2 separate regions of the Homo sapiens genome follow, and region 2 is linked to region 1. The links are chromatin loops, found by intact Hi-C in ENCODE. Cell type or tissue: Caco-2. All regions are shown on one strand. Each heading gives the region's core, and the rest is flanking DNA. Links, peaks and the distances in the headings are about the cores only. Region 1 has its middle 44 kb from the start of ACAA2. Region 2 overlaps LOC105372112 (a long non-coding RNA gene).

Evidence for each region. Peaks named below come from ENCODE experiments on the same cell type or tissue, not always from the same donor. Only the 100,000 strongest peaks of a DNase experiment are listed, where the experiment ranks them.
Region 2: it touches region 1 in a loop (6-fold over the local background); 3 of 110 quality-filtered maps call a loop at or near these places.

What each region holds. Positions count from the first base shown.
Region 1 is chr18:49,761,178-49,777,794 of GRCh38, reverse strand. No RefSeq gene overlaps it. Among named protein-coding and RNA genes, the nearest start is that of ACAA2, 44 kb to the left of the region's middle. In Caco-2, for the core only: a CTCF peak has its summit at 9,610 (motif pointing right); a DNase peak (open chromatin) is centred at 9,604.
Region 2 is chr18:49,686,717-49,703,333 of GRCh38, reverse strand. It overlaps LOC105372112 (a long non-coding RNA gene), which reads right to left. Exons shown (of 5, transcript XR_007066363.1): 3 at 2,977-3,330. Among named protein-coding and RNA genes, the nearest start is that of ACAA2, 120 kb to the left of the region's middle. In Caco-2, for the core only: no CTCF peak of the experiment used is centred there; a DNase peak (open chromatin) is centred at 8,803.

The DNA.
Region 1 (16,617 bases), core at 5,325-13,324:
ATAAATGAAGGAAGATTCAGTCTTTTCCAGACACATGCTGAGAATTTGCCACTACAAAGCCGGCACTACAAGAAGTGCAAAAAGGAGCTCTAAACCTTGAAACAAATCCTCAAAATGCACCAAAATAAAACCTCCTTAAAGCATAAATCTCACAGGACCTAAAATACAATAACACAATGAAAAAAAACACACAGGTATTCAGGCAACAAATAGCACAATTAATAGAATAGTACTTCACATCTCTACACTAACGTTGACTGTTAATGGCCTAAATGCTCCACTTAAAAGATACAGAATGGCAGAATGGATAAGAATTCACCAACCAAGTTTCTGCTGTCTTCAGGAGACTAACATAACACATAAAGACTCACATGAACTTAAGGTAAGGGAAGGAAAAAGATATTCCATGCAAATGGACACCAAAAGCAAGCAGGAGTAGCTATTCTTACATAAAACAAAACAAACTTTAGAGCAAAAGAAGTTTAAAAAGACAAAGAGGGGCCGGGTGCAGTGGCTCATGCCTGTAATCCCAGCACTTTGGGAGGCGGAGGCAGGCAGATCACAAGGTCGAGATCGAGACAACCCTGGCCAATGTGGTAAAATCCTGTCTCTCCTAAAAATACAAAAATCAGCTGGGCATGGTGGTGTGCGCCCATAGTCCCAGCTACTTGGGAGGCTGAGGCAGGAGAATCGCTTGAACTGGGGAGGCAGAGGTTACAGTGAGCCGAGACCTCACAACTGCACTCCAGCCTGGTGACAGAGTGAGACTCTGTCTCAAAAAACAAAACAAAACAAAACACAAAGAGGGACACTATATAATGATAAAAGGACTAGTCCAACAGGAAAATATCACAGTCCTAAATATATACGCACCTAACATTGGAGCTTCCAAATTTATAAAACAATGACTACTACACCTAAGAAATGAAATAGATGGCAACACAATAAAAGTGGGGAACTTCAGTACTCCACTGACAGCACTAGACAGGTCATCAAGAGAGAAAGTCAACAAACAATGGACATAAACTATACCCTACAACAAATGGACTTAAGAGACATTTACAGAACACTCTACCAAACAACTGCAGAATATACATTCTATTCATTGGCACATGGAACATTCTCCAAGATAGACCATATGATAGGACACAAAACAAGTCTCAGTAAATTCAAGAAAACTGAAATTATATCAAGTACTGTCTCAGACTACAGTAGAATAAAATTGGAAATCGAGGAGCCAAGATGGCCGAATAGGAACAGCTCTGGTCTACAGCTCCCAGCGTGAGCAACGAAGAAGACGGGTGATTTCTGCATTTCCATCTGAGCTTTGAAGAGAGCAGTGGTTCTCCCAGTACGCAGCTGGAGATCTGAGAACGGGCAGACTGCCTCCTCAAGTGGGTCCCTGACCCCTGAGCAGCCTAACTGGGAGGCACCCCCCAGCAGGGGCACACTGACACCTCACACGGCAGGGTACTCCAACAGACCTGCAGCTGAGGGTCCTCTCTGTTAGAAGGAAAACTAACAAACAGAAAGGACATCCACACCAAAAACCCATCTGTACATCACCATCATCAAAGACCAAAAGTAGATAAAAACCACAAAGATGGGGAAAAAACAGAACAGAAAAACTGGAAACTCTAAAAAGCAGAGCGCCTCTCCTCCTCCAAAGGAACGCAGTTCCTCACCAGCAACGGAACAAAGCTGGACGGAGAATGACTTTGATGAGCTGAGAGAAGAAGGCTTCAGACGATCAAATTACTCTGAGCTATGGGAGGACATTCAAACCAAAGGCAAAGAAGTTGAAAACTTTGAAAAAAATTTACAAGAATGTATAACTAGAATAACCAATACAGAGAAGTGCTTAAAGGAGCTGATGGAGCTGAAAACCAAGGCTCGAGAACTACGTGAAGAATGCAGAAGCCTCAGGAGCCGATGCGATCAACTGGAAGAAAGGGTATCAGTGATGGAAGATGAAATGAATGAAATGAAGTGAGAAGGGAAGTCTAGAGAAAAAAGAATAAAAAGAAATGAGCAAAGCCTCCAAGAAATATGGGACTATGTGAAAAGACCAAATCTACATCTGATGGGTGTACCTGAAAGTGACGGGGAGAATGGAACCAAGTTGGAAAACACTCTGCAGGATATTATCCAGGAGAACTTCCCCAATCTAGCAAGGCAGGCCAATGTTCAGATTCAGGAAATACAGAGAACACCACAAAGATACTCCTTGAGAAGAGCAACTCCAAGACACATAATTGTCAGATTCACCAAAGTTGAAATGAAGGAAAAAATGTTAAGGGCAGCCAGAGAGAAAGGTCAGGTTACCCTCAAAGGGAAGCCCATCAGACTAACAGCGGATCTCTCGGCAGAAACCCTACAAGCCAGAAGAGAGTGGGGGCCAATATTCAACACTCTTAAAGAAAAGAATTTTCAACCCAGAATTTCATATCCAGCCAAACTAAGCTTCATAAGTGAAGGAGAAATAAAATACTTTACAGACAAGCAAATGCTGAGAGATTTTGTCACCACCAGGCCTGCCTTACAAGAGCTCCTGAAGGAAGCACTAAACATGGAAAGGAACAACCGGTACCAGCTGCTGCAAAATCATGCCAAAATGTAAAGACCATGGAGACTAGGAAGAAACTGCATCAACTAACGAGCAAAATAACCAGCTAACATCATCATGACAGGATCAAATTCACACATAACAATATTAACTTTAAATGTAAATGGACTAAATGCTCCAATTAAAAGACACAGACTGGCAAATTGGATAAAGAGTCAAGACCCATCAGTGTGCTGTATTCAGGAAACCCATCTCACATGCAGAGACACACATAGGCTCAAAATAAAAGGATGGAGGAAGATCTACCAAGCCAATGGAAAACAAAAAAAGGCAGGGGTTGCAATCCTAGTCTCTGATAAAACAGACTTTAAACCAACAAATATCAAAAGAGACAAAGAAGGCCATTACATAATGGTAAAGGGATCAATTCAACAAGAAGAGCTAACTATCCTAAATATATATGCACCCAATACAGGAGCACCCAGATTCATAAAGCAAGTCCTGAGTGACCTACAAAGAGACTTAGACTCCCATACATTAATAATGGGAGACTTTAACACCCCACTGTCAACATTAGACAGATCAACGAGACAGAAAGTCAACAAGGATACCCAGGAATTGAACTCAGCTCTGCACCAAGCAGACCTAATAGACATCTACAGAACTCTCCACCCCAAATCAACAGAATATACATTTTTTTCAGCACCACACCACACCTATTCCAAAATTGACCACATAGTTGGAAGTAAAGCTCTCCTCAGCAAATGTAAAAGAACAGAAATTATAACAAACTATCTCTCAGACCACAGTGCAATCAAACTAGACCTCAGGATTAAGAATCTCACTCAAAACCTCTCAACTACATGGAAACTGAACAACCTGCTCCTGAATGACTACTGGGTACATGACGAAATGAAGGCAGAAATACAGATGTTCTTTGAAACCAACGAGAACAAAGACACAACATACCAGAATCTCTGGGACGCATTCAAAGCAGTGTGTAGAGGGAAATTTATAGCACTAAATGCCCACAAGAGAAAGCAGGAAAGATCCAAAATTGACACCCTAACATCACAATAAAAAGAACTAGAGAAGCAAGAGCAAACACATTCAAAAGCTAGCAGAAGGCAAGAAATAACTAAAATCAGAGCAGAACTGAAGGAAATAGAGACACAAAAAAACCCTTCAAAAAATTAATGAATCCAGGAGCTGGTTTTCTGAAAGGATCAACAAAATAGACCACTAGCAAGACTAATAAAGAAAAAAAGAGAGAAGAATCAAATAGACGCAATAAAAAATGATAAAGGGGATATCACCACCGATCCCACAGAAATACAAACTACCACCAGAGAATACTACAAACACCTCTACGCAAATAAACTAGAAAATCTAGAAGAAATGGATAAATTCCTCGACACATACACTCTCCCAAGACTAAACCAGGAAGAAGCTGAATCTCTGAATAGACCAATAACAGAAGCTGAAATTGTGGCAATAATCAATAGCTTACCAACCAAAAAGAGTCCAAGACCAGATGGATTCACAGCCGAATTCTACCAGAGGTACAAGGAGGAACTGGTACCATTCCTTCTGAAACTATTCCAATCTATAGAAAAAGAGGGAATCCTCTCTAACTCATTTTATGAGGCCAGCATCATTCTGATACCAAAGCCAGGCAGAGACACAACCAAAAAAGAGAATTTTAGGCCAATATCCTTGATGAACATTGATGCAGAAATCCTCAATAAAATACTGGCAAAACGAATCCAGCAGCACATCAAAAAGCTTATCCACCATGATCAAGTGGGCTTCATCCCTGGGATGCAAGGCTGGTTCAATATATGCAAATCAATAAATGTAATCCAGCATATAAACAGAGCCAAACACAAAAAACACATGATTATCTCAATAGATGCAGAAAAGGCCTTTGACAAAATTCAACAACCCTTCATGCTAAAAACTCTCAATAAATTAGGTATTGATGGGACGTATTTCAAAATAATAAGAGCTATCTATGACAAACCCACAGTCAATATCATACTGAATGGGCAAAAACTGGAAGCATTCCCTTTGAAAACTGGCACAAGACAGGGATGCCCTCTCTCACCACTCCTATTCAACATAGTGTTGGAAGTTCTGGCCAGGGCAATTAGGCAGGAGAAGGAAAGAAAGGGTATTCAATTAGGAAAAGAGGAAGTCAAATTGTCCCTGTTTGCAGATGAAATGATTGTATATCTAGAAAACCCCATTGTCTCAACCCAAAATCTCCTTAAGCTGATAAGCAACTTCAGCAAAGTCTCAGGATACAAAATCAATGTACAAAAATCACAAGCATTCTTATACACCAATAACAGACAAACAGAGAGCCAAATCATGAGTGAACTCCCATTCACAATTGCTTCAAAGAGAATAAAATACCTTGGAATCCAACTTACAAGGGATGTGAAGGACCTCTTCAAGGAGAACTACAAACCACTGCTCAAGGAAATAAAAGAGGATACAAACAAATGGAAGAACATTCCATGCTCATGGGTAGGAAGAATCAATATCGTGAAAATGGCCATACTGCCCAAGGTAATTTAGAGATTCAATGCCATCCCCATCAAGCTACCAATGCCTTTCTTCACAGAATTGGAAAAAACTACTTTAAAGTTCATATGGAACCAAAAAAGCGCCCACATCGCCAAGTCAATCCTAAGCCAAAAGAACAAAGCTGGAGGCATCACACTACCTGACTTCAAACTATACTACAAGGCTACAGTAACCAAAACAGCATGGTACTGGTACCAAAACAGAGATATAGATCAATGGAACAGAACAGAGCCCTCAGAAATAATGCCACATATCTACAACTATCTGATCTTTGACAAACCTGAGAAAAACAAGCAATGGGGAAAGGATTCCCTATTTAATAAACGGTGCTGGGAAAACTGGCTAGCCATATGTAGAAAGCTGAAACTGGATCCCTTCCTTACACCTTATACAAAAATCAATTCAAGATGGATTAAAGACTTACATGTTAGACCTAAAACCATAAAAACCCTAGAAGAAAACCTAGGCAATACCATTCAGGACATAGGCATGGGCAAGGACTTCATGTCTAAAACACCAAAAGCAATGGCAACAAAAGACAAAATTGACAAATGGGATCTAATTCAACTAAAGAGCTTCTGTACAGCAAAAGAAACTACCATCAGAGTGAACAGGCAACCTACAAAATGGGAGAAAATTTTTGCAACCTACTCATCTGACAAAGGGCTAATATCCAGAATCTACAATGAACTCAAACAAATTTACAAGAAAAAACAAACAACCCCATCAAAAAGTGGGCAAAGGACATGAACAGACACTTCTCAAAAGAAGACATTTATGCAGCCAAAAAACACATGAAAAAATGCTCATCATCACTGGCCATCAGAGAAATGCAAATCAAAACCACAATGAGATACCATCTCACACCAGTTAGAATGGCAATCATTAAAAAGTCAGGAAACAACAGGTGCTGGAGAGGATGTGGAGAAATAGGAACACTTTTACACTGCTGGTGGGACTGTAAACTAGTTCAACCATTGTGGAAGTCAGTGTGGCGATTCCTCAGGGATCTAGAACTAGAAATACCATTTGACCCAGCCATCCCATAACTGGGTATATACCCAAAGGACTATAAATCATGCTGCTATAAAGACACATGCATACGTATGTTTATTGCGGCACTATTCACAATAGCAAAGACTTGGAACCAACCCAAATGTCCAACAATGATAGCCTGGATTAAGAAAATGTGGCACATATACACCATGGAATACTATGCAGCCATTAAAAAATGATGAGTTCATGTCCTTTGTAGGGACATGGATGAAATTGGAAATCATCATTCTCAGTAAACTATCAGAAGAACAAAAAACCAAACACCGCATATTCTCACTCATAGGTGGGAATTGAACAATGAGACCACATGGACACAGGAAGGGGAACATCACACTCTGGGGACTGTTGTGGGGTTGGGGGAGTGGGGAGGGATAGCATTGGGAGATATACCTAATGCTAGATGACGGGTTAGTGGGTGCAGCGCACCAGCGTGGCACATGTATACATATGTAACTAACCTGCACAATGTGCACCTGTACCCTAAAACTTAAAGTATAATAAAAGAAAAAAAAAGTCATATACAAAAAAGATACTTGCACACACGTTTATAGCAGCACAATTTACAATTGCAAAAATATGGAACTAGCCCAAATGCCCATCAATCAATGAGTGGATAAAGAAAATGTTGTATAGCTGGGCGTGGTGGCCCACATCTGTAATCCCAGCACTTTGGGAGGCCGAGGCAGGTAGATCACCTGAGGTCAGGAGCTCGAGACCAGGCTGGCCAACATGGCGAAACCCCATCTCTACTAAAAGTACAAAAATTAGCCGGGCATGGTGGTGGGCGCCTGTAATCCCAGTTACTCGGGAAGCTAAGGCAGAATTGCTCGAACCAGGGAGGCAGAGGTTGCAGTGGGCCGAGATTGCGCCATTGTACTCCAGCCTTGGCAACAAGAGCAAAACTCTGTCTCAAACAAACAAACAAACAAAAAAAAAAAAACAAAAGAAAATGTGGTATATATACATACTATGAAATACTACTCAGCCATAAAAAGGAACAAAATAATGGCATTCACAGCAACCTGAATGGAATTAGAAACTATTATTCTAAGTGAAATAACTCAGAAATGGAAAACCAAACATCATAGGTTCTCACTCATAAGTGGGAGTTAAGCTATGAGGATGAGAAGGCATAAGAAGTGATACATTGGACTTTGAGGACTCTGGGGAAAAGGTGGGAGGGGGGTGAGGGATAAAAGACTACACATTGGATACAGTGTACACTGCTCAGCTGATGGGTGCACCAAAGTCTCAGAAATCACCACTAAAGAATTTACGTATGGAACCAAACACTACTTGCTCCCTAAAAAACCTATTGAAATAGGCTGGGCGCGGTGGCTCACACCTGTAATCCCAGCACTTTTGGAGGTCGAGGGCAGATCACTTGAGGTCCGGAGTTCAAGACCAGCCTGACCAACATGGAGAAACCCCATCTCTACTAAAAATACAAAATTAGCTGAGCGTGGTGGTGCATGCCTGTAATCCCAGCTACTCCGGAGGCTGAGGCAGGAGAATTGCTTGAACCCGGGAGGCAGAGGTTGCAGTGAGCCGAGATCGTGCCATTGCACTCCAGCCTGGGCAACAAGAGCAAAATTCCGTCTCAAAAAACAAACAAACAAACAAACAAACAAAAAAACCTATTGACCTATTGAAATAAAAAATAAAAAAAAGGAAAGTCACAAAAAATAATAAATTGCTCAAAATCGTACAGAAGTAGAGCAAGTAGCTGCTCACACAATTTCCTTTACCCTTGTCTGTCTCTATAGATTATCATGGAGTGTGTGTATGTCTGCACATACACATGTGTGTACCTATGTGTTTTCAAAAGAGAAGGAGTGGAGAACTGGGGGAGATACCAAAGATATTGCCACCTGGCACTAAAGATCAATAGAAAGTGGGGTAACTATGGGAAATTTACTTCTGACCCAGCTACATGCTATAGAGAGAGTTAGGAAATAAAGCCAAATGCATCAGAGGTTTCCCCTAGGATGACCAGTTAATTTATCATCCAAACTAGGTCAGTCTTGAAAAGTGAAAGAGGACATTATTAATAATTACCCTGGGACAAAAGGTGTAAACTGGGACTGTCCTAGGCAAACTGGGACCTAGAGGACTCTAATAACCAAAGTGCATTGCAGTAACTCCACCTCAAGTTCAAGAAAGCTGAGCAAATATATTAAGTATGGATTGTTGGGTATGAAGATGATAAAGTAGTTGGTCAGAGTGGGATTCACTGAGTCCTTGACATTTGAGCAAATGCTTGAAGGAGGTGAAAGGTGGCCACACAGGTGTCTGGGAGAAGATCAGGGGAAACCAGTGCCCAAGCTGAGGCAGGAGCATGCCAGGTGTGTTCAGGGAACAGCAGTCAGTGCAGCTGGAGCAGAGTGAGTGGGGTGCATGTTATGCAGAGCCTTGTAAGTCATTAAGAGGGACTTTGGCATTTATTCTGAGTACAACCAGGAGCTACTGCAGGCTTTTGAGTAGAGAAAAGACATCATCTGACTTGCATTTCTATCGATATGTTCTACTGAAATGAACTTCAGAGGGACAAAGTTGGAGGCAAGGAGGTCAATTAGGATGCTATTGCAGTCATCCAGGCTAAGGAATAATGGTACCTCAGATCTGGGAGTCTACAGTGGGGGTGGTGAGAGGTTGTCAGATTCTGGATATATTTTGAAACAGTCTTGAGATTTTCTAATGGGTTGATTGGCTGTGAGTTGGCAGAGAGAAGTCAAGGATGATTCCTGGGCCTTTTCTCTCAGCCACTAAGATAGAGAAAGCTGCAGGCAGAACAGGTTTTGAGGGGAGTTCAGACATTCAGATGGAGATGCCAAGCAGGCCCTTAGGTGAAGGAGTCTGGAGTCTGAAAGCATTTGGGATGGGGATATAGACTTGAGAGCCATCAGCTTATAAATAGGACTTGGTCAAGAATGGGTGGCCTCCATCCTAGATGGATATAAATAAGAAATAAATATCAATTTTTCTTCTTATAACATTCCTAGGTTTTCATTTTTATGACTTTAAGAAAAATATGAATGACAAAAATAAAACATAAAATCAAATATATCTGTATTGCCCTTTGGGGGACACCATCTCTTGCTCACTTTACACAGTAAGTGCCATTTCCTTCACCTCCATGGAAAACATTTCGTAAATTACTAAGTTGAATAACTTAAAATATAGGACGGGAACATACATTTTAAAGGAATGCCTTTGTAAATGAGAAATTGTTTTTATAAAGTGATTGATGACTTTTCTTTCCCATTCTCTCTATTCTATTTTTTATTTTAAATTTTAAATGTGAGTACTAGAACTTCATTGACTGGGTGACTTGCAGTAGTCCAGCAATAAGCCCGGGCACACCTTGTACCCTAGGTGGCGCCTCAGGCTTGGGCTCCCTCGGTCACCTTCTCATCAGCATCTCAAAGAAGCATCTCAGCGAAATTGGCCTAACTCCTTCCCTTTCACTTCCTGGGACTTGAGGAAGAGAGAGAAGGAGCCAGGAGTAAAGAAACCTACGGTAGCAGGTGGGACGCAAATGCCCCACCTCCTGGCCACTGCCCCAGTACTGTTGGCCAAAGTCACTGCCTTTTGTTTCTCGTCAGTGAAAATGTGCAGTCACAAAGCCCCGAGAGCTGGGGAGTTCGTGTAACACAGCCCCTGAGCCAGTAACAGACCACAGGCCCTCCCTGAGGTGCTGAGCACCAGGGCAAGTGAGGACATGGAGGGACACAGCGGGGAGCATGGTCTGGAGCAGCAGAGAAGATGGGGTGACAATCATGGCACTCCCCACGCTTCTCTCCTGGAGCCCCTGGAGCCAGGGTGGCTCCGCTTCCTCACCCTGTCCCCTGTACTTGAGAGTCCACAGCTGCCCCCAGCTGCTCTCATGCAACAGAGCAGGGCTGCAGGAGCTGTCTGTCTATCCCTCCTCAATTTCTATGACATCAGCTGATACAGCTGTCACCAGAGAGGTCTGGGGGGGATGGGGAGCAGCAAAAAGACAAGCATGGGGAGATGTGTGTCCTGTGCCCTTGTCTTCCTTCCCCACTGAACTGTCCAGCTACCAGGACAGGAGCCATGCTGCAGACTCCACTCACACAGTCTAGTGCCTCTGGTATGAGTGCCTCAGCAAAGAAAAAAGCATCTGATAGATGCAAAACCTTCCAGGAGCACAGCCACCATGGAACGCAAGTCCCCACCTGTCTGTGCTGCCGTGTCTACTCTCCGCAAAATCCACCAGTTCCAATAAGTGAGAGCAAAGGAAGTCATGAGATAAGCTCCCCCAGAGCCAAGCCCTGGACCAGTCTCAGCACAGCCGGGATGTAGACACATTTCAGAAGCTTGGACCTTCTGGAATGTTGTAGAAACAAGGGGCATTGGCAGAAGTAAAATGCAGAATTGGATCTTAAACATGAAGTTCCTTGGGAGCCTTTTGAGTAATACAAGATCAAATTAGAAACCCCACAATGAAGTAACATGCTGATACCAAGAGCAAGCTATTCTAGCTACACATACACACACACACACGTATTCCTCAGACTACATTTCTAGATTGCAAAGAAAAGCTACATCCCCATGAGCTGAGGCCCACAGTGCAGACGAGATGGAACTCATTCCATGTTGGCCTGTAGGTTTATACCTGGTGTGACCATGAGCCTAGTGCTGGGACCCTACTCAGACCATCAACCAGGGCTCTAGGCCTGCGTCTTCCAGGGAGAACTAGCAGCACCCCCAGCCTTGCTGTCTCCCAATTCTATGCATCAGGTCATTACCCAGGCTGCTTTCTGGTCCCCACATGTAGCTCAGAGCCCTGAGATCACACGGATCTGCCCAGCCCTGGGAGGAGGCAGTCTGCCCACTGGAGACATTCCATTCCATTCCATACACTTCAATATGTTCATTATAGACGTGAGCTCCAAGAGGGTCTGGAACCCCCAGACTGTTGTTCTTACTGCACATGGTAAGTGGAGAAAACAAAATATCCACTGAAAAGACAATGGCTGAGACAAGACCATGTTATGAAGGATACATTTGTGTTTAGTCCCTTTGAACATTCTAATAGGCAGTTTTAGAACAAATAGGAGGAAGTCCTCTTTACATGGGTGCAAAGTAACTTCAGCAACTTGTTTTCACCAAGCAATAGTACAAGGTGAAAACAGAAATATTCTTAAGACCAAAAACATTTAAACATTTCTCAGTGTAATGAGGGGGGAAAAAAAAGCACTTTCAGCTGTAGTACATGACTTTATACCTATGTTTAAAAATGCACATACAGTTAACAACACTGTATTATATACTTGAAATTTTTGTTAAGAGGGTAGATTTCATGTTAGCTTTCTTACCACATTAAGAGGCATAGGGTGTGGCACCCAAGCACAGTGGCTCATGCCTGTAATCCCAGCACTTTGGGAGGTCAAGGTGGGAGGATCCCTTGAGGCCAGGGGTTCAAGACCAGCCTGGGAAACATATGGAGGCCCCCTCTCTTATTAAAAAAAAAAAAAAAAAAAGCAGATGGGGTGGGGTGGCACAAGCTGGGTGCAGGGGCATATGCCATTATTCCCAGCTACCTAGAAGGCTGAGGCCAAAGGATCGCTCTCAGTAACATAGTGAGACCCCCATCTCTAAAAATAAATAAATTTTAAGTTGGCTGGGAATATGGCTCATGTCTGTAATCCCAGCACTTTAGGAGGCCGAGGCGGGCAGATCTCCTGAGGTTGGGAGTTTGAGACCAGCCTGACCAACATGGAGAAACCCCGTCTCTACTACAAATATAAAAAATTAGCCAGGTGTGGTGGCACATGCCTGTAATCCTAGCTACTCGGGAGGCTGAGGCAGCAGAATTGGTTGAACCCAGGAGGCAGAGGTTGTGGTGATCTGAGATCATGCCATTGCACTCCAGCCTGGGCAACAAGAACAAAAACTGTCTCAAAAAAAAAAAAAAAATTTAAAAGAGCGTAGCCATGAGGAAACTTTTGGAGATGATGGATATATTTATTACCTTGATTGAGGTGATAGTTTAACGGGTGTTTACATATGTCCAAACTCATCAAATTATTAATGCACATATTAAATATGTACTTTTTTGCATAACAATTACACCTCAATAAAGCTGTTACAAGAATTTAAAGTGTTCCCCAATTGCCCAACAGAAGTCACTGTAACCCTCTCTGGAAGAGCCTGACTTCAATTAAGCAAGACACATCCTGAGTTCAAAGACATTAAAAGAAAGAGCATCAGAGAATGGATGACCTGGGGTGGCTCTAATTTTATAAAGCATTAGAAAGCAATAAAATATACATAAAATGTGAGTTGCTTGAGTGTCCCTGAATATGTCTGACCCTCAGAAGTCCCTCAGGTCCTCCAGGACTATCTGTGTCCTTATCACACACAGCAGACAGCAGTGTAGTAGTGTGTAGTGTAGACAGCAGACAGCAGTCCCATCTGCTCCCTGTCTACACTGGAGTCAATGCAAGAAAGGGAATTCCTCTGTGTATTTCATTTCCGACAAGAGGCCAGCAGGGGTGAAAAAAAGCTGAGCGGGTGGGAGAAAGGAAGGGCATTGCTTCCATAGACATGGACTGAGGGCCACTGAACAGAGAGGGAAGGATGCAGAAACCAGCTGCCAGGGCCCTGGCTCAGGGGACATGTAGTGTGGCCTGTGGTACAGGCAGGTCACCATCGAGTCCATAGACGCAGCCCCCAAAACTTCCAAAAGGTGCTCCTTTGCCTCCTGCACAGGTCTGGGTCATGAAGGTTCCTTCCCTGAAGGGATCAAATCCTATCTGGAAACCCATGGAAAAAGCCCTGACATAATTAAAAGTGCAAGACTGTCGAGAACCAGACACTCTACGCTCTGTGAGTCAGAGAAGGGAGAAGTCAGGTCACCTGAGGAAGACTTTTGTTTGGTTGTTTGTGTCTTTTGCCTTTTTGTTTGTGAAGAGGTTTGCATAGAGGAGGTGGGCTCTGAAGGGCCTCAGAGGATTGAGAGCCCCTCCTGAAGCCCAAGGTTGTAAAATGTGTACCTCCTGGTGGGGATGCTGGGCCCAGGACTGTGGCTGTGGGCTCCTCCTGCACACATGCTGCAGGTGACGGGCTCATTCTGAGCCTCTCCCCACTCTTTCGGGATGTCTTCAGGTGGATGCCCCCAGGCTGCCCCATCTGCAGTGTGTAGACAGTGCAGGTCTCAGCAGCTGCCCCCTCCCCACTCCAGGCCCTGGTCCATGATGTGTCCCCTGCCCCCTAACTGGCTAAGTACCTGCCCTGGGAAGAAGCAGGAGATGAGGCAGAACCCTCCCAAACACACAGACCCAGTGATGGAAGGTCCAGTGCCCACGGGGCACCCAGGCCCCACCAGGAGTTGGCTTTGCTCAGTCCAGGGCTCCTTCAAGTCCTGGGCATCCTGCCAGGCCTCATTCCCCACATGCTTAGTGAACATCTTCCACTAACAATACAAATGGGGAGAAGAGCACCATAGGAACATTCCCGTGAGTTTAGCTACTTCTCAAAGGAAGGAAAAAATAAACATGCATGCCGACAAAGCAGCTATGTTGGCAAGGAGGGGGTGTCAGACTCCTTTGCTGTTCACGTGGAATCCCATTGCTTGAAGCCTGGTGGGCCTAACTCCCACTTTACAGCTGAGGCTCCTGAGACCCAGAGAGGGAAATGGTCTGTCCAAGACCATGGCTTCCATCAACAGCTGAGCTGGTGGAAGGCAGGTGCCCTGAATAACCAGCTGGAGGCAGGTGGTCTCCTTGCACTCCAAAAGGCTGGATGCTATGCCAGAGGCTGAGCCCCACACAGGTGTCTCTTTCATTGTGTAAATGTCCAAAACTCACCTGCTGACCTCCCAGGATGCTTTTACAGCTAATCAAAATAAGAAACCTACTGAGATCACACTTCCCAAGGCCCTTTTCCCAGAGCATTCTAACTCTGTACGCCCCTCTCCCAACCACCCTGACTCCCAGATGTTAAGAACGTTAACAGAGTCAGTGTCCACACTCGCCTGATCTTTTGCTCTTCCCAGAAAAATCAGCCCAATTCGTGTCAGGCCTAGGAAAACGTAGGCTTACGTGGACTTCTCTTTTCTTTGTAGTTGCTAACTCAGGGCGTATCACCTTCGCAGCTTGGGGTATTCTGAACAAACCTCTCAACAGCAGCCTCCACTCACTACAGTGTCCCCCAGACAGAAGAGGATGTTTGCCATTATTACAAGGACATCCTCTTGGGGGACTGAGGGAGAGTTAGGGAGGGATGCAGAAAATTATGAGGACAGAACAAGGAAAGGAAAGAAAGGGCATATGTTTCCTTGCTGGAGAGGGGGAGGAAGCAGAGATGAGGAGGAAAGGGGCGCACAGAAGGGGTGAAGAGAGGAGGAGGAGAGGAGGAGAGGAGGAGAGGGGGAAGAGGGGGAAGTTAGGGAAGAGGACCAGAGGGGAGGGAGCCAGGAAGGTAGAAAATGGCTTGCAAAAACGGGGCTCCCAGGCAGGACCCCTAGCCTTCAGCTTCCCTCGGAGGTGGGGCGGGCAATGGCAACCCGTGTCCTCACTTGGCCATCTCTGCGGTTCCCGAAAGCAGCAGACGCCTGGACTCAGAGCCCCAGGGGTGGCCTGCAGAGACCTCACCCATCCAGTGTGGGGTGAGGCTGAGGGATGAAGGCCACTCCCTGTCTTGTGTCTCCTGCCTTTCTCACGGTATTCAGGGCTCTGGGGTCAGGCCCCTCAGACGGGGTGAGTGCAGGCCCTGAAGGCGCAGGCAGGGAGCAGTGCAGTCTTGGGCCACCACTCATCCGGGAAACCTGAGCTGGAGGTCAGCCCGGGAGGCCCGGTGGGGCGGCGCACTGGGTGGCAGCCAGGGTCTAGCCCCTCTCCCAGAGCCCACCCGAGGCTGCTGGGCCTTTGACTGGGGCTTCTGTCTGCCACCCTCGGGGTTCTTTGATGCTACATTGAACAGGGCACTGGGGTCACCAAAGAACTGGAAAAACTGGGAGTTGGCTGAGGCGAGCGCTCCCTGATGTCTGGAGCATGCGGCCTCGGCCACAGTCTGCACTACCACTTCGTCTTACCCATGAGGGGCTCGCTCCATCTTCCACCCCCGGGCCAAGCTTCCGCCTGATACACTGGCACTGCCAGAACTCCGGTGTGGTCCTCCTAACCCAAACCTGGCTTGAAGGGTGGCTCAGGGAGGGCTTTGATGCCACCCCGCCGGCAGTGGTCCCTTCCGGGTCTCCAGGTACCTGGCCCCGCCGGGCTCATCCATTCAGCTCTGTCCTCCTGGGCCTCTGCATGGCTGCCTCTGTGCACCATTCATCAGCAGTTATCCGCCCAGCGCCCTGCGAGTCCAGGCCCCTACGCGGCAGCAATCCTGCCCAGCCCCTCTGTCCTGCCCTGTGTCTGGTGTGCACATTGAGGGCCTGTTGGAGGCCCAACAGCCTCCATTCAAAGATTCTAACCATAGAATTCTGGGCACTGAGTGGAGAATGTTCTGGTCAACACAGCCTCTGCGCCCCTCCAGATCCTCCTGCCTTCAGATGGGGGCTGCCCTGGCTGCCAGATTCCACAAGACCAGCCCACCCGTTTCTCTCCTGGCATCCTTCTCCGTGGGCCACTGGGCCACAGGACAGCGAAGGGCCCCGAGGAGTGAGTGTGTGTGCGGAGTGAGTGTGTGTGCATGTGTGTCTGTGCATGTGTGTGCCTGTGCGTGTGTGCGTGTGCGTGTGTGTGCGCATGTGGATGTGTGGGGGGGATGTGTGGGGGGATGTGGGGTGTGTGGGGGGTATGTGGGGAGGGTGTGAGTGTGTGGGGGTATGTGTGTGGGGGGTGGGGGTGTGAGTGTGTGCATGGGGATGTGTGGAGGTGTGTGTGTGGGGATGTGGGGTGTGTGGGGGGGAGTGGGGGATGTGAGTGTGGGTGTGTGGGGGGTATGTGGGGAGGGTGTGTATGTGGGTGCGTGTGTGGGGGGTGGGGGGTGTGAGTGTGTGGGGTGTGTATGGGAGTGTGTGTGGGATGTGTTTGGGGGTGCATGTGGGGGGATGGGGTGTGTGAGGTGTGTGGAAGGTGTGAGTGCATGTGTATGTGGGGTACGTGTCTGTGAATGTGCATGTGTGAGAGTGTGGGGGTGGGGGCTGTGGGTGTGAGTGTGCATGTAGGGGGGTGCATGCATGTGTGGGGTGCGTGTGTGTGGGGTGTGTTTGGGGGGTATGGGGTGTGGGGGGGGGTATGGGGTGTGTGGGGTGTGTGGAGGGAAATGTGTGTGGGGGGTATGGGGTGTGTGGGGGTGTGTGTGTGTGTGTGTGTGAGTGTGTGGGGTCTGTGTAGGGGTATGAGTGTAGGTGTGTGTGAGTGTGTGGGGAGCCTGTCTGGCAAGTTTGCCGTTTGCTGAAGACCGGCAATGGCCGGGGCTTAGGC
Region 2 (16,617 bases), core at 5,769-13,768, 75 kb after region 1:
CTCGGGAGGCTGAGGCAGGAGAATCGCTTGAACGCTAGAGGTGGAGGTTGCAGTGAGCAGAGATCGCGCCATTGCACTCCAGCCTGGGCGACAGAGTGAGACTCCCTCTCAAAAAAAAAAAAAAAAAGTGCTGGGACTGAAAGAGTGAGCCACTGTGCCCAGCCTGGTGAGAATTTTTGTGCTTTTTAAGCTAGTTCTCTAAGATGAAAAAATCTGTTGGCATTTTCTTTCTTTTACAACTTTACTGAGGTATAATTAACTTACAATAAACTGCACATATTTAAAAATACAATTTGATATGTTTTGATATTTGTATGCACCCATGAAACCACATCTTAATCAAGGTGTAAAACAGTTTCCATCACTCCTAAAATTTCTTAATACCCCTTTGTAATTTTTCCCTTCCTCCCCACCCCATCCCTAGGCAATCAATGGTCTGGTTTTTGTCGCTGTAGGTTAGTTGGAATTTTCTAGAATTTTATATAAATAAAATAAAAAATGTTTTGCCTTTTTTTTTGATAGAGTCTTATTCTGTCGCCCAGGCTAGAGTGCAGTGGTGTGATCTCAGCTCACTGCAACCTCTGCCTCCCACGTTTAAGCAATTTTCTTGCCTCAGCCTCCCGAGTAGCTGGGATTACAGGCGTGTGCCACCACGCCAAGCTAATTTTTGTATTTTTAGTAAAGATGAGGTTTCAACATGTTGGCCAAGCTGATCTTGAACTCCTGACCTCAAGCAATCTGCCCACCTTGGCCTCCCAAAGTGCTGGGATTATAGGCATGAGCCACCACACCCAGCTAATTTTTATTTCTTATTTTTTGTAGAGATGTATGTTGCTCAGGCTGGTCTTGAACTCCTGGTCTTAACTCCTGTCTTGGCCTCCCAAAGCGCTGGGATTACAGGCGTGAGCCACCACGCCTGGCCTGGTCTGACTTGTTTCACTTCAGCATCATGATTCTGAGGTTCATCCATGTTGCTGCACACATCCATAGTTCATCCATCCCCTTTCATTTCATTGGTTCTTTTTCATTCCATTGTACAAACATACCACAATTTGTCTATCCATTTATCTGTGATGGACATTCGGGTTGCTTCCAGTTTGGAGCTATTACCAAAATGGCTGCAACGAACATTTGTGTACAAGTGTTTGTGTGGACATATGTTTTAATTTCTCTTGGGTAAACACGTAGGAGTAGGATGGCTGGGCCACGTTCACGGGTTTTTAAATAGGCCCTGGGCTAGGCATGGTGGCTCATGCCTGTAATCTCAAAACTTTGGGAGGCCAAGACAGGAGGACCACTTGAGGCCAGGAGTTCAAGACCAGCCTGGCCAACATATGTCTCTACAAAAAATAAAAATAAATAAAAATAAACAGGGTGTGGTGGTATGCACCTGTAGTCCTAGCTATTTGAGAGGCTGAGGCAGAAGGATCCCTTGAGCCCAGGAGTTTGAGGCTTCAGTGAGCTATGATTGTGCCCCTGCACCCCTCTAGCCTGGGCGAAACAGCAAGACCCTGTCTCATACAAAACACAACAGGCCCAAAAGAGCCCTGGGCTTTCTGCCTAGACTGAGGAAGGAGCGTGGAGCCTGATGTTCCAGTTCCCATTTCAAACACAGCAGCAGCTCCAAGAGGATCCTCAGATATTTGCTTCCTCTGTCAGCTTTTCTTGAAGAAAGGTTTCCACAGTCAAGAAAAGAAAAGTTTGAAAGTCGAATTCTCCTTCTTACTCTCCCCAGCCCCATCATTTTATAGATGATGAAAACCAAGGTTGCCATAGCCCATGGCCAAGGTTAGTGGACTAGATGCTAAGCCTGCACTTCCCAGGCCTGGGTTCAGGCCCGTGACCATGGCCTCTTCAAGTCATCATTTTCAGCTTCTGGGGAGTGAAGAAGCTGCTGGAAGTATCAGGCTGGCATCAGATAGAATCATGTCTCAAATATGTAGACATTTCCTTTAGAAGCCCATGAAGCCGGACAGAGCAGACAATTGAGGCCAAGGGGTCAGGAAGGCACTGCCAGGGGACGTTCCAGAGCTGCAAAGTGGTCTTCCAGGAGTCCCAGTGGACCCACTCCCCGCTCCGCTAGCATACATCTGAGCCAAACAGTGCTGGAGGGGACAGGTAATCAGGCCTGTCTTTTGCCCTCCAGGAGAGGGAGAGAGTGAAGGATTCTCAGGGCCCAGCCTCATCTCACTGCTCCTACAAGGAAAATGAAAGGCTCTTCCTCCAGGCCCTCCAGCCTGGCAGGCTCCTAGGCACTACATCCTGAGGACAGGGGATGAGCTAGTTTGCCTCAGTTTACCCAGCTGTTTGAGGTGAGTTGCAGCATGGTGGCCTCCAGGTTTGGCCCCTCTGAGCTCCCCTTTCCTGGGTCCACGCTGTCACTCCCCTAACTCCTCCGGCCTAAGCCCAGGAGGAAGCCCTGACTTGTCTTTGCGGAAGTCACTCCATCCATCCCGGCTTCGTACCCCTAATCCTGGCTGCGCATCTCTTTGCTGGAGCTCCATTTCCCCTCCGAGGGCCCCTTTCTTGATCCAGACATAAGGCTCCTCCACAGCGGCCTGCTCTCTGGCTCCCTAGCAAATTGAGCAGCTGCTAACTACACACATCCCTTGGTCCCACCTCAACAGCTGACCCACCATGAACCTCTGAGTTAGGGACCCCAGAGCCTGCCTTTTTAATAAGATCCCCAGGTGATCCTGATGCCTTTAAGAGTTAGGGGACCCTGGTTGCTTCTGTCTTTGGCCAGCATTGGCATTTTCATGAGAGAACGAGAAAGACAAAATGGCTCGAGCAGACAGAAGTCTGTCAGGGCAGAGCTTCAGTCAGCTCGCTGGGTGAGCGGAGGTGTGGTGAACTGGCTGCATGCGTGACCTGAAACCCAGCACGTGTGGCCAGGGCTGAGAGGCCAGCCCCGGGTTCCAACACCCTGGGTTCAGGCAGCAGCTCAGCGTGGTGAAAACTGAGCCATGTCCTTACCTGGGAAGCTGTGTCTCCAACCTGGGAGTCAACTCCACTTTGTATTTTTCTCTAAGTCTGGTGACAAGGATTTCCTAATTTTGTATAGCACGTGTACTTTTTACCAGCAGTGCTTCATTGTATCTCCCCAGAATGAGGTATTATATCTCCACTTGACAGGCATGGAAACTGAGATGCAGGGAGGCAAAAGTCACAGATGACGATGAGGCCATGGGGTGGGTGGCGATGCCTGGGGACAGGCCCCGGTCTGTGGGTTGAAGGCTGGAGTTTTGGCTCTGCTATTACCAGGAAAAGGCGGTCTCTTTCACTCCCCAAAATCATCTTCGGCTCCAAGGACCCTTCTTCCCAAGACACCTGAAAAACAACAAAGGGACTTTTTACTTGCTTTCTTAACAGACTGTCCATGACAAAGGCTGGCAGAAAATTTTGTTGTTATTCCAAAAAAGACGGGAAACAACCAGCAGCGGTTCCATTGCCGATGTCGAGAATTTGCTGGTTATAGAACTCATGACTGATGCTCATCTGAATATTTTGCCAAATAATTATAACTCAAAACTTATTTCCTGAATGACACTAAAGAAATATGGAGTGAGGAAGGGGGAGCATCAGGCCAGTCTGTTTTTTCCCTATGTGGAAGCAGGCTTATCCTTGGCTTGTAGAAATCAATTATTCAACTAGAATTTCATTTCATTTTGACATATATTTATTGAGTACATATATTTACTATGTGCCAGGAAATGTATTAGAAACTCTCAGGAATAAAACATGTTATGCCCTAGTCCCTGCTCTCAAGAGGTTACAGATGAGGCAGAAGAGAGAGGTGAGGTCACACGAGATATGCAGGTTCGAACTTGATCTTGAGAGCAATAGGAAGACCCGGAAAGGCTTATACCGGAGATGGCCTGGCCACAGTTCTGTTGCTGAGTACAACCCGGGAGTCAGGCTCTAGCAAGACAGGACCAAATGAGGCACATGTGTGAGAGAGGTACAAGCCATCTGATGTGACAGTCAAGATGTTAGCCTGGGCCGGGTGCAGTGGCTCACACCCATAATCCCAGCACTTTGGGAGGCTGAGGTGGGTGGATCACCTGAGGTCAGGAGTTCGAGACCAGCCTGGACAACATGGCAAAACCCTGTCTCTACTAAAAATACAAAAATTAGCTGGGCATGCTGGCGCATGCCTGTAATCCCAGCTATTTGGGAGGCTGAGGCAGGAGAATCATTTGAACCCAGGATGTGGAGGTTGCAGTGAGCTGAGATCACGCCACTGCACTCCATCCTAGGTGACAGAGCCAGACTCCATTTCAAAAAAAAAAGAAAAAGAAAAAAATGTTAGCCTGATTAATTCTCATTGGAGGATTCAGAGAAGGCTTCCTGGAGAGGGTGGCATTGAAGCTGAGCCTTGAAGGGCATGGCGGTTTGGATGCACAGAGGGGAAGAAGGCAAGCTTAGAGGCCTGAAGTGGAAGACCAGCCTTGCAAACAAGCGGTCCAGCAGACTGGTCTGCTGGGGGTGGGGAGAGAGGAGGAGGAGGAAGAGGAGGAGGAGGAGGAGGAGGTTAGGACAGGACTGCACAGTGCTAATAGCATGCTGAGGATCTGTGGTTTTTTGTGTAGGGAGAGGTGTGCTTGAAGCTGAAGCTTGTGCATGCCCCCAGCAGGGTTCTGGCACCTGGCAAGCCACCCAGGTAACACCTGTGCATTACTTACTTGAAGGGGTTCGGGAAAACTGATCCTTGCTCCTTCCCACACTCAGGCCCTTCCTCGGGTCATCTCTGAGGGGAGCAGAGCACCAAGGGCCACTAAGCTGCAAGCTTTCCACATCCCTACCCCCTTCACTCAGGAAGATCAGGTTACCCAGGGTGCAGAACTTGGCAGTAATGAATATTTATTGAATGAATAAAGGAATATATAAATGAATGAATAAATACATAATTGAAAACCTCAAAGGGAAGTCACAAAAGGATTATGTGTGTGTGTGTGTGTGTGTGTGTCTGTGAGTAAGGAAGGAGGTACAGTCCTATCCTTTGTCTTGGCATGTGGGCCTGGGAATGCTTCAGAGGGAGGGAGAGCAGGCTCTGACTGAGCAGAAGCTTCGGGGTCATTCCCCAGCAGCTCCATCTCCATTTGTGCTTTTCCCATACACAGTTCCCCACCGCCAATCTCCACACACAAGGCCAAGTCTGGATTCCCTGACACTGGCAAACACTCCATCCCGGCCCTGGGACTGAGCCACATTCCAAGGCTGTGAGGACTCTGATGTCTCTCACATGGGCAGCAAGGGACTCGCTGGAAAGCCATCCAGGTCTCTCCAGCCATTAGTGCTATTTTTCCCTACAATCTACTTCCTGCTGAGTCCCTGTGTGAGTCCCAGCCAGAATCTCAGCCCACCCAAGCCATGCCAGTTCCTCCCTCATTTCCCTAAACTCACCAAGCCCAGTCCATGCAAGCTGGCTTTACTGCAGGCTGAGGACAGAGGGCCACGCCGCCCCCTTCCACAGGTTCCTTTCTAATCTCACACTCGCACTTCACAGCCTCAGAAGGCAGCAGAGGGCAGCTGTTCCCATGCAATCAGGCAGGACCAGAGAGGAACCCCAGATCCTTTCTCATCCTCTCAGAACCTCATCTGTAAATGGGAATGGTGATTACTTACCTCACAGGATTAGAAGGACCTAATGGCAATATCCTACAAGAGAAGTGGTTACCAATTTAGTCCACAAACACTGATTTTTCCCTATCTTTTCCTTTAAGTTAACTCAATTCTGACTCCCAGTTTCTGCTCTAGATGCAGCAATCTGGAAAGAACATTGCCCACACCTTTACAACAACAAAAAAGCTGGAAAACCTGCAAGTTTAGAGCTCTCATTGAAGCCATCAGAGAGCTCAGGTTCAATCAACTATCCTGAAATCTAAGAAGAGACAGGTGCCCACAAGAAGAGATGGGACGTGAACACTGGTGCACCTGGGGCCCCGCAGATGCACAGCAGTAAGGATTCAACTGGAATACTTAATGAACTGGTAGGGATAGAGTGTGGGATTCAGCTGGAATACTTAATGAACTGGTAGGGATGGAGTGTGGGATTCAGCTGGAATACTTAATGAACTGGTAGGGATGGAGTGTGGGTGGGCAAGAAAGTGGGAAGTCTGAAGCAAGAGTTTGCACCCTTTTCCAGGCTTTCCCCCATGACCCCAGGCGGGTGGGGGAGGGTACGAGAATGCATCCCTCATGATACAGGCCTGAGGGACTGGGACAGCAGCCACAGCAGGAGGGACACAAAACCCCACCCAGATGTCTCTCTCCCAACTCCCCTATGGATAAAAGCTTTGATCTCTAGAGGAAAGGGCAACACCATTGCCATGAAGGCACCAGTGGAAACCCTTTAGACCTGGAGTAAGGGATGAGAAAGAACCTGTACCCTGGGGGAGGAGCAGGAATATGTTCCAGGCCCAGAACTACACACTAGCTCCACACCACAGCCATCAACAGAACAGAAGAGCTTCTACAGAACCAGATACAACACAGACACTGAAACTACCTGACAGGGAACTTAAAACAATCATGATGAATATATTAAAGGCTCTGATGGAAAAGAAGGACAATATGCAAGATTAGAAAGGTCCTTTCAGCAAAAATATAGAAACTATATGAAAGAATCTATGGAAATGCTGGAAATGAAAACACAGTAACAGAAATAATGTCTGCAATGAGCTCATTAATAGAATTGACACAGCTGAGGAAAGAATCAGTTAAAGATAGTGCTATAGAAATTACCCAAACTGAAACACAAAGAAAAGACTGAGGGAAAAACAGAGAACAGAACATCCGAAAGCTTCAGGACAATATTAAAGATCCTAATATACATGTAATTACAGTCCAAGAAATACATGAAAAAAGAGAATAAGATAGGAGAAATATTTGAAGAAATGATGGCTGAGAATTTTCCAATAATCATGACAGACACTAAGCCACAGATCCGTAAAGCTCAGTGAATACCAGGTTAAATAACACCAGAAAATACACATACATATACACATCTAGGCATACCATATTATGACTGCTGAAAATAAAAAAGAGAATATCTTGAAAATAAAAAAAAATGTAGAATGAAAAAACACATTATATACAGAGGAACAAAGAATTATAGCAGATCTCTTGTCAGGAGCCATGCAAGTCAGAAGATGATAGAGTGACAGCTTTAAAACACTGAAAGAAAAAAGAAACAAACTGTCAACCCAGTAATCTATACCCAGTGAAAATCACTTCCAAAATAAAGGAAAGATAAAGACTTTCTCAGACAAAAACAGAGAATTCATTGTCAGCAGACCTCACAACACAAGAAATTTTAAAAGAAGTTATTCAGGTACAGGAACGTGATACGGAAATAAAACTTGAATTTGCATAAAGAAATGTAGGTTAGGCGTGGTGGCTCACGCCTGTAATCCCAAGAGTTTGGGAAGCTGAGGCAGGAGAATCAATTGAGGCCAGGAGTTTGAGGCTGCAGTGAGCCATGATTACACCACTGTACTCCAACCTGGACAACAGAGCAAGGCCCTGTCTCCAAAAAGAAAAGAAAAGAAAGAAAGAAAGAAAAAAGCAAAGTAATGGAAACAAAATAATTAATGGTAAAATAAAATTCTTTCTAAAAATGCTTACTCTGCTCACCCCTATAATCCCAGCACTTTGGGAGGCCAAGGCTGGAAGGTTGCTTGAGTCCAGAAGTTCAAGACCAGCCTGGATAACAAAGTGAGACCTCCATCTCTACAAAAATAAAAAAGTTAGCTGGGCACAGTGGCACGCACCTGTGGTCCCAGCTACTTGGGAGACTGAGACAGAGGGATCGCTGTGTCCCAGAGGTCAAGGCTGCAGTGAGCTGCTTTCAGACCACTGCACTCCAGCCTGGGTGACAGAGTGAGACCCTGTCTTAAAAAAAATTCTCATTAAAACTAAATCAGAAATTTTAAATAATAAAAGCCAACTTCTGCTGTCTATATCAAATATCTCCTTAAAAACTCTTGTGTTTCTTTGTCCACTTTTCTTTGGGGTCTGCTGATGGGTTGGCCTGGCATGGCAGGGTCCCATGCCTTCTTCCCCAGAGCTTACTTTCCTCAGACAGTCCTTACAGTAACCTGGCAGCCTAGGAGAAGCCCAAAGCAAGCATGTGCCCCTCCACTGGAATCCATACAGTAATTGTTTAAATTAATATCTTCCAAAAGATTTCAAACTCCTAACAGCCAGATCGCGGGCCACCCCACACCCATCTCTGCAGCTTTATTCATTCATTTCTTTTTCACCAAGCCTGGACTAACTACCAAAATTGGTGCTTGGGATCCAACTGGGCACGCATATGATCTCTGCCCTCATGGACCTGACAGTACAGGACGAGATGCACATTAATCAAATAATCACACAAACACACAAACACATAATCAATAACTATGGTGATAAGTCCTGTGAAGGAGAAGACCAGCTCAGCATGAGAATATGTAGCAGGGAACTGGCTCTAGCCAGGATGATCTAACACAAACATCCCCCACCATGTCCCATGTGTCTCTGGCCTGGATGGCCTTCTCTGCTTCTTTCCACCCATCCTAATCCTATTTGTCCAAGTCAGGTCATTTCCCCTCCATAAATCCTGATAGTTTGGCCTTGGGAATCTCTTCCCCCTCTTTCCCCTTTGAGCAGGACCACTCCTTTGGATCTTAAGGACTGTGGGAACTTCCTGACAAAAGGGTGCCATGCATTCACTCTTTGATCACTAAGTGTTGACAGACACAATATTTTTAAAAGATAACCAAAGACTTCTCCAGACTCATAAATGAGATTAACATCTTTGTGGACAAGCAATAGGAGCACAGAGGGGTGAACAGAGCTGAAGCTGCAGCCTGCTGGGCTTCAGGTCTGGAGACAGGCGGTGGAAGCTGGGGAAAGGAGGACAAAAGGAGCTCTATTCAAGATAGTAGAAGGGACCAGAGACACCCTCAGTACCTGAAGGCAGGCAGCGGAGTAGGGCTCCCTTCTTACCCATGAAATTAGGCTGACCAACCTCTGCCAAGAGCCAGGAATTTCTAAAAGCTGTAGATGTAAGAGACTGGAGAACAAGACATTGCTTTGCGACCAGAAGCTGAGACCAGCTACCCTTTGCCTCTGCATCCAGATCCACAGAACCCTCAAATCCCCACAGGGCAGGACACTCTCAACTGCCATTCAAGGATCCAGTTCTGTACTGGGGACCCAGACGGTTGAGTGGTGACCGTTACAAAACTGCTTGTTAAGGGAGAATGTGTACAGAGAAAAAAGACAGAATAAATGAAAAAGCAAGTACTCCAAGCCTCAAAATAAGCCTGTACATCAGAATTCCAAAACACATGGAGAAGCCCAGTGCTTACAAAGACAGTTCACAGATTTAATATTCAAAATACTAATTTACTCCAGATGAAATTAATTTTATAGAACCGTCTGACAAAGACTTCGATCAATATGCTTAGGGTGTTAAAGATATAAATGAAGGCATAACTTACGCAATCTAGAGGTTGTACAAGCAAAGTGTGTGACCTGAAACAAATCTCTAGTTTTGTACTCCCACTGTAAACTTTACTTGACTCCCAAATAAACTTTGAATTGAACGACTTTATTTGGTCCCTTCTTAGTTCCTGCCTCTCCCTGCTGCCTGGAATGCAGCTGTGCCATTAACCAAGAGGATGGGGACACTCCCTAGAGATGGTGGAGGGCTTAGAGGAAGGAGCCCAAGTCCCAGAGGGCTCCGTGGGAGAGAGAGGCCCCATCAGCCCTGGACTTTTTGGCTTGTCTTGAGGGTTTTAGTCACAACTGAACTTAATCCCAATTATATACACAGAGCAGTGCTATCTTTTTACGTGCATATATCTGTTTTCTTAGCTGGATTATATGGCCCTTGAGGGAGAAAGTGGTGTCTTAGAACTTTTTGGTATCTGCTTAATATCTGGCTTTGTAATACTTGGTTTTCACAATGGCATAGTCTAGGACCAAAATCTAGTGAGTGTATCTTACATGTTGGCTTTGTAAAAGTTGTAGAAACTTCGTGTCTATATCCTAAATCCCCAGCGACTGCCATAGGTTGGATTCATCTTTGTCAATCACAGACTCCAGGTCTAAATTTAGAACGAGTGTGCAATGTCTGGAAGCCTAATTCATTTTGGACACAGCTCAGCGCTGTCAGAAACTCTTCACGAGTCTGCTCTCCTCCACCCTAATTCACACCTTTTTTTGTTAATCCTCTGCTTCCTGCCTGGGACCCTGGGGACCCCCAGAAATAAACAGCTTAACTTGCACTGAAAACCCGTCTGCAATGTGTTGTTGTTGTTAACCAAGTGTGTCATCTAGCAGAGAAAACGCATCTATTTCATGATTTAAAATGTATACACATACTGGCGGTTTCACAGAATTCTCACCATTCAAGCTCATTCCTTTTATTCCTGGCTACTCACTCATTTCTTGGGCCTCATCCCCAGAGTGGCCTAAGAGGTGGCTGTTTCTGGTCTTGCTATGATAGATGAAGGGAGCAGTGCTTGCAGAAGTGCTGTGACTTCCTTAGGTGCTGGAGGGGGATGTGGAGGCTTGGACGCTGGAATTTTTGGTAGAACAGTTGAGGTAGGATTTGGGGAACATCATAATAGAATTTAGTTTTTTGAGAGGGAGTTTATCTTTTTAGAAAGCACAGATAGAACCCAATATGCCCTAGACCAGGGGTCAGGTAACTTTTTCCATTAAAGGCCAGATAATAAATATTGTAGGTTTTGTGGGCCGTATGGTTTCATTACAACTACTCAACCCTGCCATTGCAGCATGAAAGCACAATGAGTGTGGCTGTGTTCCAATAAAACTTTATTTGCAAAAAAGAGGCCAGAATAGGCCCACAGGCTGTAGTTAGCAGGCCCCTGCCATGTATCTCTGCCACGTATCACCTTGAGGACTCTTCTACAGGGGAATGGCAGTTTCTCCTTCCTTTGCCCAAGCCAGTACTCTGGGTCTGCCGTGCCACTCCATAGTCCCCACGGAGGCCTCACAGCTGGAAGAGGCTGCTGACAGGCAAAAGCCTCACCTGCCACAGCCCCAGGCCAAGTTTGTCCTTGCCAACATCTCCCTCTCTGTCCAGGGATGTCCAGTTATTTCTTGAAGGCCTCTTGGCTGCAGGCTCCCCAGCATGCCCTTCAGGGCCCAGCCAGGATGCCCACCAATTCCTGTGCTCTAGGACTGTGAGACCTCCTTGTCCCTTCCCCCACTGAAATCGACATGTTAGGAGGAAAGGTAACTCAGGCACCTAATCACCCTAAGGGGTGGTGCACCTGCCATACATCCATGCACTACTGATGCAATGGAACAAAGCTTCAGGCCTTCCAATGGCAAGAGAACCAGGTACATGGTGACCTAGAGTGTCTATGCACAAGGCTGGTTAACCTAACCCATCATAGGAGATGGTCTTGGGGCTGGGCTGCCCTGCCTTGCCTCCAAGTACATAACAGAGGCTCCCCTCAGGCTGGAACTCATTTAATGGTCCAGCTAGTGGTGACTTGGCCCAGGGGGGCTCCTGGTCAGTTTCCCATAAGGGCTCTTCCCAGAAAGGACATTGATATCTTCTGTTTGTCTGCCTATGGCGCCACTAGCAAAGGTATATGTACTACTGACCACGTGTCATAAGAACAGACTTGTTAGTTCTCTAAACTTTTGCATCCCTCAAAGAGCCGCTTGATCAGCTTGTAGCAGCTCTCCATCCCACACCCCTCCAGCCAACCCTCCAAAAGCCACATGGAACTTCTGCAGCAGGGGTTTGGGACCCTGCCAGTTACTGTGCATGGGTCAGCAGACACCACTACCTCCCAGCCAAGGTTCTTCCAGTTCTCTGCCCCCACACACTCTTCCTCTCGCCTGGTTTTTCCCTCACCTTACTCCCACCCAGCTAATGGCCAACTAATTCTGACAAAGCTACTTCCTGTTTGTTGTAGATGGCAATCACTGGGGAGCGGGTGGGGAGGAGTACTTATATAGCTAGAATATCAGGAATCATGGATCAGCTATGCAGAAAGTTTTGGGAAACCAAGTAGATTCAAATGACTCAGATGGGACTCATTTCTTCTCACTCCAGTTCTTTTGGTTTTCTAAGGCACTGTGGCCCTGGAATGCACAAGCAATTTCTCTTTCTATTCTGATCTTTAAAGAGGTTGAAATAGTTGTCACTTTCAGTTTTGCTTCAAATTTTTTATTCTAGCTTCCATTAGAGTTTTATTCATTGCTGGTGGATAAAAACTTTAAAAATATGATTATGTTTTAATTTCTGTCTTCTAGGATTGGGTGAATAGAGGTACAATACTGGACATATAATGAGACAATGAATGAAGTGCATCATTCTATCATTGTGAATTCACCACAGTGAGGCTGAGATGGGAGGAAGCTGAAGGGGAGCCATGGGCATCTGCTCATATTTGACTCTGGATCTCTGACCCAGCAAATACATAGGAGTCAATTTTAATACCTTTTTTTAAAAAAGTAATTTTAGACTATGGAAAATTATAAAGATAACATAGGTTTTCCATATATCCTTCACCCAGCTTTCCTTAATGTTAACATTTTACATGATACAAACGCTCCTGTTTCCAAAAGCAGAAAATTAACACTGATGCAATACTGTTAACTAAACTATAGATCTTAGTTGAATTTCAGCAGCTTCCCCACTAATGTCCTTTTTTTTCTGTCTGGGATCCAATGCAGAATCCTACACGGCATTTAGTCATCATGTCTGCTTGGTCTCCTCTGGTCTGTGAAAGTGTCTCAGTTTTGAGGTTTGTCTGATGTTTTCTTATGATTACATTGCGATTACTCAATCTTGGCAAGAACAACAGCAGGGACGCTGTATATTTCTGTGTGTGTCATATTGGTATACATGATGTCAGTAGGTCTTGTTACTTGTTAGCCTTGACCACATGGTTAAGGTGGTTTCTCCACTATAAAGTTACAATTTTTTGCTTTGTAAGTAATGAATATATTGTGGGGAGATACTTTGAAACTATGCAGATACCATGTTTCTCATCGTGCTTTTGCCTACTCATTTTAGCATCCCTCTCTGGTTCTTGCTAATTAGTGTGATATTTGCCAAATGTTGATTTTCTATTTTTCTCATTCCTTCTATATTTAATAATTGGAATTCTGTAAGAAGAAGCTGTCCCTTCTCTACCAATATTTTTTAAATTATTTACTTATAACAGTATGAATGAATGTTTATTTTATTCTACCTAGTAATCTATATTTATTTAGTTTAATCTTCTCATTTTTTATAGTATTACTTGAGTTCTCCCACCTTTGGCATTGGGAGCTCTTCCAGGCTGGGCCCTGTGTCCCTTGCCATGCCCCATCTCTTTTTGAGCACTTCCTTACTTTCTGGCATAAGATATTCCCAGCTTATGTCTTATTTTCCCTGCCCTAACCCTGGAATCAACCATTTCACCAATGAATGCTGCTTCCTTTTATTGGAGAATGGTATTTAGGAAACAAGATCTGAGCAGTAGGCATACTCATTGCTAATGGAATGTCATTCCTTCTAAGCCTCCTCAGCAGACAGACACAGAAAATACACACACACACACACACACACACACACACACACACATACACATTTATGCCTCTATTAATTTCTGTATTCATCTATCTGTATCCACATTATGTTTATTAATTTGTTCAATTCTAGTGTAGACATAAAATAACTTCAGAACTGAAGAAAAATTCCCTATGAGAAACAAATTTACGAACTAGAACACAATATTTGCATACAATTCTTTTTGCCCTTAGCCTTATAGTAGCCAGTGAAAATAGTAAATTTGAACTTTTTTAGTGTTTAAGGGTCATTTTAACATCTTTTTTGTGTGTGTGAAATGCCTGTTCATGACTTTCCCTCATTTTTCTATCAGGTTTTTGATGTTTTTGCCCTTCAGTTTTTGAGAGTTCTTTATATTGTAGGAATATTAGCTCATGGTTAGTGGTATATGTTGCAATTAACTTCTCCAATGATATCAGTTATCATTTGAATTTGTTTAGGGTGATATTTTTGTCATGAAGACTTGTGTTTTAAGACAGGGCCTCACTCTGTTGTCCAGGGTGGAGTGCAGTTGTGTGATCATGGCTCACTGAAACCTCAACCTCCCAGGCTCAAAACATCCTTCCATTTCAGCCTTCTGAGTAGCTTGGACCGCAGGAGCATACCACCACACCTGGATAATTTAAAATTTCTTCTGTGGAGATGGGGGTCTCCTTATATTATCTAGGCTGGCCTCAAACTCCTGCGCTCAAACAATCCTCCTGCCTCAGCCTCCCTAAGTGCTAGGATTACAGGCAGAGGTAACTGAGTTAACCTCTTACCTGAGGTTAACAGAAATTCGCCCACGTTTTTCTCTAGAACTTTAATGGTTTCATATTTTACATTTAGATCTCTAATCCATTTCAAGTTCATTCTTACATGTGATGCAATGTATGGTTCTAACTGTATCCTTTTCCAAGTGGAGATCCAGTTGTACCAGCATCATTTATTAAAAAACCCATCTTTGCTCTGGAATTTGAGATGCTGCTTCTATCATATGCTAAATTTCCATGTGAACTTAGGTCTATTGATGGACTTTCTATTATTTTCTACTAGTCTATATTTATATTCATGCACCAATATCATGCTTTTAATTTAAAGCAATTTATGTTATGTTTTAATGTCCAGTGGAGCCAGTGACCTCCATACTTTTTATTTTTCAGTGTTTTCCATCCACTCTTGCAGGCCTGTTTCTCTACATGAACTTTAGTATCAACTTACCTGAACACCCCAAGAAAAGACTTGTTGGAATTTTTATTGATAGTGCACCATGTTTCTCCCATAACCTACAGAGAACTGATATCTTTATGACATTGAGTCATCTTGTTCAACAATTGGAGCTATCTTTCCCACTTCTTAAAGCCTACTTTTGTGTCTTGCAAGAATGTTTTTAAAGTCCTTTTTGTAAAATTTGGATGTTTCTAACCAGAATAAGCTTAACAAAGTTTATACCAAAGTATTTAATATTTCTTATTGCTGTTATAAATGAAATTTTCTCTAACATTATGTCCTTTAACTGGTTATTATTTGTGTATATGATAGATATTGGGTTTTATATGTTAATTTTATTTTTATTTTTAGTATTTATGGGCACATAATAGTTGTACATATTTATGAGGTACATGTATTATTTTGATACAAGCATATAATATGTAATGATTAAGTCAGGGCAATTGGGTATCTATCACCTCAAACATTTATCCTTTGTGTTAAGAAAATTCCAAATCTACTTCTCCAGTTATTTTGAAATATATAAAAAATAGTTACGCTATTGTACTACCAAATACTAGATCTTATTCTTACTATCTAATTGTATTTTTGTACCCATTAATCAACCCTTCTTTCCCCCCTCAACCATATGTTAATTTTATACCCTGTTACTTTACTGAATTTTTTGTTGTTTGAGATAGTTTTATCATTGATTTCTAAGGCTTTCCAAGGACAGTAGCTGTCATGGACTGACTTGTGCTTCCCCAAATTTCACGTGTTGAAGCCCCAAGCCTCAGTACCTCAGAATGAGACTGTATTTGGAGATAGAGCCTTAGAGAAGTAAAGTTAAGGTGAGGCCTTTAGAGTGGGCCCTAATCCAATCTGATGTGTGTCCTTATAATTAGAGGAAATTTGAACACACAAAATAGAGAACAAGGATGGTCCTGCACAGAGGAAAGACCATGTGAGCAAGAAGAGAGCCATCTGCAAGCCAAGGAGAGAGGTCTCAGGAGTAACCAACCCTGCTGACACCTTCATCTTGGACTTCCAGCCTTCAGAACTTCAAGAAAATAAATTTCTATCATTTAAGCCACCCAGTCTGTGGTATTCTGTTATGGCAACCCTAGCAAACAAATACACTAACATATTGTCTGCAAATTGGGATAGCTTTTTTAAAAAACCCATTTTTATGCTTCTGAGTCAGGGGTCCCCAATCCCCGGGCCATGGAGCAGTACCGGTCTGTGGCCTGTTAGAAACTGGGCTGCACATCAAGAGGTGAGCCTGTGGCCTGTTAGGAATCGGGCTGCACATCAAGAGGTGAGCAGCAGGTGAGTGAGCATTAGTGCATGAGCTCTGCCTCCTGTCAGATCAGCAGCGGCATTAGATTCTCATAGGAGCGCGAACCCTATTGTAAACTGTGCATGCAAGGGATCTGGGTTGTATTCTCCTAATAAGAATCTAATGGCCAGTGAGACCATTCCCCACCCCCTTCACCCAGGGGAAAAATTGTCTTCCACAAAACCAGTCCCTGGTGCAAAAAAAGTTGGGGACTGCTGTTCCAAGTGATTTCTCTCATTTACTTTTATTAGGACACTAGCATAATATTGAATCATAGTGGAAATAGTCCTGATCTTTAAAAATGTACCTTTGGTGTTTTTGCAGGGGTTATGATTATGTGACCCAGAGCTGGAGGAATAAAATAAATATAGCTAATATTTATTGAACAATTGTAATTTCCTTCTCTGTCTTCACAGAGCATCCCAGCAAACACCCACCTCATTTCATCCCAAATGAGGGAAAAGCAGCTACATGTCTGACTTGAGTTTTGGAC